Linked DNA regions of Homo sapiens: region 1 is linked to region 2. The links are chromatin loops, found by intact Hi-C in ENCODE. Cell type or tissue: GM12878. All regions are shown on one strand. Each heading gives the region's core, and the rest is flanking DNA. Links, peaks and the distances in the headings are about the cores only. Region 1 has its middle 110 kb from the start of LINC00593. Region 2 has its middle 13 kb from the start of LINC02896.

Region 1 (2,914 bases), core at 205-2,704, 250 kb before region 2:
CCCATTTTTTAAATGGAAAATAAAGCTCAGAAAATTCTGTGTTTCATCCGAGGACACACAGCTGGAAAGGGGTAGAAGCCAGATTGGAAACAGGGTAGTATGTCTTCAGAGCTAGCACATTTTAGAATTCCATTCTTTCCTGCATGAATCCAACCAGCTCAGCTTTTCCTGCCCCATAGAACATTTATAAAGTCTGAACACATACTTAGAAACAAAGAAAAAAAATTAATTTAAAATTAAAGATTTTACAGGCCACAATCTCTTACTATAACCCCATAATGTTAAATTAAAAAGAAAACAATAATGTGGCTGAAAATATTTTTAACTACTTGGAAATTAATAAACGTACTTCTAGGTAACCCATGGATCAAAGGAAACATTAAAATGAAATTAAAACCCATCTAGAAACCGATGGAAAGGGGAACATTTTATTTCAAAACCTATGAGATCTTGAAAAAAGCTTAACACGGGAAAATACATTGCCTGAAATGGCTTTCTTATTAAAGAAGAAAGACCAAAATAAAAGCACTGACTATACATCGTAAGAAATTAGAAATACAAGCAAACAAAAAAAGAAAGTATGAAATGGGAATTAATCAATAGATGAATTTAATAAGGGAAAATAAGAAAAAGGGAAAATAAATACATAAATGGATTTTTGGAAACCAGAAGTGGCAAAAGAGGTCTGGATGTTGTCGGAGGTGGGAGGAGGCCTCAGTTTCCCCAAGCAGATCCATTTTGCAAAGTCCCACCTATCTGCAGCACAGGCTTCTGCCCCGTAGTCCTACTGAGCCCTGGACTCGTGGCCTCCTCCCACCAATCTCTCAACCTCTAAACTGTCAACCCAGGATGTCTCATCGCAGAGTCTGGCAATTTCACGGCGCAACCACGACTCCTTGTACTGAAGTCTTTTTTTTTTTTTGGGACCGAGTCTCGCTCTGTCGCCCAGGCTGGAGTGCAGTGGCCCGATCTCGGCTCACTGCAAGCTCCGCCTCCCGGGTTCACGCCATTCTCCTGCCTCAGCCTCCCGAGTAGCTGGGACTACAGACGCCCGCCACCATGCCTGGCTAATGTTTTTGTATTTTTAGTAGAGACGGGGTTTCACTGTGTTAGCCAGGATGGTCTCGATCTCCTGACCTCGTGATCCATCCGCCTTGGCCTCTCAAAGCGCTAGGATTACAGGCGTGAGCCACCGCACCCGGCCTGTACCGGAGTCTTCAGCACTTCCTCCCAGAAATAAAGTTCCTCCGTCTGGGCTTATTAAGCAAACGAGTCAGTTTTGTCTTTTTCAGCAATGAAAGCTGCTGTGGTTTTGTTTTCTCCCTGTTGCCAAGAGTCAAGAGGAAGTCTGTGGTTAGACTTCTTCGGGTGGAGACACACACAAACCCAGAGGCTATTAATGAGCTCCCCGGATCCAGCTCTCCCAGCCCAAGTGAACGGGACTAATGAAAGTGAACAAAGGGGAGACAGAGAGAGGGAGGTCATGCTGAGCTTCTATCCACTTGGCCCTCCAGACCTGCAGCACTCTCTCACCTCTTGTCTTCAAGGTGACTCTATTTCCCTTTCTGACAGTAGAATACTATGGATCCACTTTTCCTTCGAAGGATGAGGCAACCCAATTTGCTTTCACTCAAATCCAGAAACTAAATTTAAAAGATCCCTGTGAATTCAGTGCCCATCTTGGTATTGGAGCTTGTGGTAGGCACCACCAGCTGTCACCTGCAATCCATCCCCACCCCTTCCTTTCCATCAAAACCCTGGATTTGTTTAGTGGTGTGCCCAGCCAAAAATGTTCATTCTTCCAGCCTCCCTTGTACCTAGAGGGTGACCATTTGATTACAGTTCTGGCCAATATTACAGTTATTGGATTTCTAAGAAAACTTTTGCATTCGTAATGTAGGTACCAACTCTTCCTCCTTCTCCCTTCTTTTTCCCACCTGCAACTGGAACGTAAAGCCTGGAGGGGCAGTATCCATCTTGTGCATATAAGGTAGCATGTGTGAGGATGGAATTTGAACAGAGGGGAAAAGGGCTAGGCCCCCATTAACATTGTTAAATCATCCTCTCCTGCCCTGTACTACCCACCCTGCACTTCTTATGTCATAGGAAAATCAGAGCATCATCTGTTAAAACCACTGTAGCTGGCTGCTCTGTTACTTGCAGCTAAATGCATTCTCACTCTGTCGCCAAGGCAGGAGTGCAGTGGTGCAATCTCAGCTCACTGCAACCTCCACCTCCTAAGTTCAAGCAATTCTCCTGTCTCAGCCTCCCGAGTAGCTGGGACTACAGGTGCCCACCACCACACCCACGTAATTTTTGTATTTTTAGTAGAGACAGCATTTCACCATATTGTTCAGGCTGGTCTTGAAATCCTGACCTCAGGTGGTCCACCCACCTTGACCTCCCAAGGTGCTGGTATTTACGGGTGTGAGCCACTGTGCCTGGCCTAGCAAAATGCATTCTTAATTGAAACAAGAACCCCAGCTTTTTATAGTTCTTTACAGCTTTTTATTGGTTTTCAAAATATGTGCACCCCATCCTCGCATTGGGTCCTCACAGAAATTCTTCATGGTAGACCAGATCAACATCTTTCCTCATACTTTCAGATGAGGAAACTGAGGTTTCTTGGTAATGAAGTGGGTCAGAAAAAGATTCAGGGCCTGTATTGCAGGACTCTCTGTCTCCCAGTCCATTGCTTTTCCCAAGAAAATCCTTCTTGTCTTCAAGGCAGTTCAGAGTCAGCCTGTCCCTATAATATCTGTCCACAATCAACATTACACACAAAAGTGGAAGTTCTCAGGAACCTGGGAGCATGTGAACTAATTGCAATTTCAGCTTCCAGTGCCTGGAGTAAGTGTATTCTCTTATTTTAAAACCCACCACTTTGTGTAACAGGATCTGGGTTCAAGTCTTG
Region 2 (2,914 bases), core at 312-2,811:
GTGCAGTGGTGCGATCTGGACTCACTGCAATCTCTGCCTCCCACGTTCAAGCAAGTCTCGTGCTTCAGCCTCCCAAGTAGCTGGGATTATAGGTGCCCGCCAATATGCCCAGCTAATTTTTGTATTTTTAGTACAGATGGGGTTTCACCATGTTGGGCAGGCTGGTCTGAAACACCTTACCTCAAGTGATCCGCCCACCTCGGCCTCCCAAAGTGCTGGGATTATTGGGCACTTGCTCAATGCGGGTACCTGGCCTTCACCTGCATTACTTCACTCATATCACAGTAATATGCAAGATAGAACAGGGAAACCAAGGGCTGGGTGCCCAGAGGAGTCAAACAACTTGCCCAAAGCCACACAGCTGGCCAGAGGTGGAGCCAGAATTCCAACCCAGGCAGGCTGGCTCCCGGTGCCAGGCTTGCAACCCTCACAGTGTCTTCTGGCAGCAAGATGGCTAGGACAATGCCTTGTACACTATGGAACGTGCAGAGTCTGTGCAGGGCTGGGGTGACATGCAGGAGGAAGAAATTAGACAAATTAGGAATTAATCATTGAAAAAACGAGGCTACAGTGAGGAGGCTCTTAGGACTTGGGATCATCTCGGCAGACTTCCTGGAGGAGGTGAGGACTGAGCCAAATCTCACTATGTCAAAGGGTCCAACAGTCAGAGTGACTGGCGGAACTGGCTGCCCTCAGGAAAAGTGCCTATCAAAGAAGAGTGACATTTCTCAACCTCACAGGAGCTGAGAGAAAGCAAGACAGGATGAGACTGTCAAAAATAATGAACACATTGCTTGGGCAGGTGTCTGTACAGGCCAGGCACAGTATTAAGTGCTCTATAAGAATTATCTCCTGCCGGGCGCAGTGGCTCACACCCAGCACTTTGGGATGCCGAGGCGGGCAGATCACCTGAGGTCAGGACTTTGAGACCAGCCTGACCAACATGGTGAAACCCCGTCTCTTCTAAAAATACAAAAAAAGTAGCCAGGCATGGTGGCATGCACCTGTAATCCCAGCTACTTGGGAGGCTGAGGTGGGAGAATCACTTGAACCTGAGAGGCGGAGGTTGCTGTGAGCCAAGAATGCACCATTGCACTCCAGCCTGGGCAACAAGAGTGAAACTCCATCTCAAAAAAAAAAAAAAAAAAAAAAGAATTATCCTTTAATCCCCCAATACCCTTGTAGGGCAGCTACCATTAACATGCCCCCTTTACACTTGAAGAAGCTGGGCTTGGGGGTGACTCCAAAGCCTTTCCTACGTCTCACAGCAACTAGAGAAGGAGCCAGGATTCGAACCCAGAAAGCCCAACTCAGGCCTCTGCTATACACTCAAGCCACGCAGCTACACCTCCTGGGAGAAGAGCCCCTGGCAGGGGTCACGTTTTGTGTCATCTCCATGTAGACAGCTCTCCTGGACACTCTCCCTGGTGGCTTTGCCCTGGACTGAGGCAAAACAGGAAGAAGGAGAAAGCCTCTCTTTCTCCTTGTGTCCCCAGCATCCAGAAGGTGCCAAATGGAGGATGCTTGAAGAATGAAGGAACCGGTCCTGCAGGGAAAGATGGATTACCCGTGTATCTGCCGCCCCCTCCTGCCCCAAAGGAGAACTGCAAGGCTCACCTCCCTTTCACCCCACTGGAAAGCGGGTGGAGGCAGGACTTCCCAAGCCCTCTCTGAAGAAGGACCAGGTTGCCACTGGTCTTTTGTTCCTGTTTATAATTTTTTATTATTAATTGCATACATTTATGTGGTCTTATGTGATGTTTGATATATGTATACAATGTGGAATGATAAAGTCTAGCTAATTTTAACAAATCCATCATCTCGCTTACCATTTTTGTGGTAAGAACATTTGAAATGTACACTGTTAGCAATTTTGAAATATACAATACATTATTATTAAGGATAGTCACCATGCTGTGCAATAGACCTCAAAAAAGGTATTCCTTCTGTCTAACTGAAACTTTTACCCTTTGACCAACATCTCTCCCCATTTCCCCACCCAGGGCATCCTCCCACCTAAGCCTCCTGAGTAGCGTGTACCACCACACCTGACTATTTTTTGTATTTTTTTGTAGAGATAGGATTCCACCATGTTGCCCAGGCTGGTCTCATACTCCTGGCTTCAAGCGATCCTCTCCTCTTGGCCTGCCAAAGTGCCAGGATTACAGGCTTGGGCCACTGCACCCTGCCAAAAGTCTCTATGTTTACTCTTACATTCTCAGCAGGTACTTACTGTACCTGTCTCCATATAGACAAGTAACAATATTTTGAGAGCCAATGCAGTCCACAGACTATGCTGTGAGAAGCACGGGTCCAAAGAGGACAAATGACAGGCCAGAGGCCACCCAGCCAGCACGAGGAATCCATTTCCTCATGCACTACCTCAGCAGACAGCCAGGACTCCTCTGCCGTTTTGAGACTCAGGTCCCACTGCTGACTCAGGGTGCAGCTCTAGATCTGCAGCTGGAACTGAGGGGTAGCTCAGGACAAGGACAGAGCCCCAGGGACAGTGGCTCAAAGTCGGCCCCTGAGCTCAGCCCTCCCCATCTGTGAGAAACAGGCAGAGAGCAGAAAGGTGGATGCTGTCTCAGTCAAGGAGTCAAGACGGCCTCTGGAAATGCAGGCTGGGAGGGAGGGATGGGATCTGAACCTGACATGGGGCTGCGGATGGTGGCACCCTGGGTGGCTTTTTGTTTTGTTTTATTTATAGACAGGGTCTTGCTCTGTCACCCAGGCTAGAGTGCAGTGGTGCAAACACAGCTCACTGCAGTCTTGACCTCCTAGGCGCAAGCGTTCCTCCCGCCTTGATCTTCCGAATTGCTGGGACTACAGGTGTGTGCCACTGTGCCCAGTCAAGCACCCTGAGTTTGAGAGCAAAATTGTCTATGATGACTTCCCTAAATTTATATCCTTG

What was found. A loop is a pair of places that touch in the nucleus more often than their neighbours do. Peaks named below come from ENCODE experiments on the same cell type or tissue, not always from the same donor. Only the 100,000 strongest peaks of a DNase experiment are listed, where the experiment ranks them.
Region 1: a loop joins it to region 2, with 5 times the contacts of the local background. A loop is called at or near these places in 18 of 110 quality-filtered maps.

The regions. Positions count from the first base shown.
Region 1 is chr15:69,720,003-69,722,916 of GRCh38, reverse strand. No RefSeq gene overlaps it. Among named protein-coding and RNA genes, the nearest start is that of LINC00593, 110 kb to the left of the region's middle. In GM12878, for the core only: no CTCF peak of the experiment used is centred there; a DNase peak (open chromatin) is centred at 1,334.
Region 2 is chr15:69,474,622-69,477,535 of GRCh38, reverse strand. No RefSeq gene overlaps it. Among named protein-coding and RNA genes, the nearest start is that of LINC02896, 13 kb to the right of the region's middle. In GM12878, for the core only: a CTCF peak has its summit at 1,582 (motif pointing left); no DNase peak of the experiment used is centred there.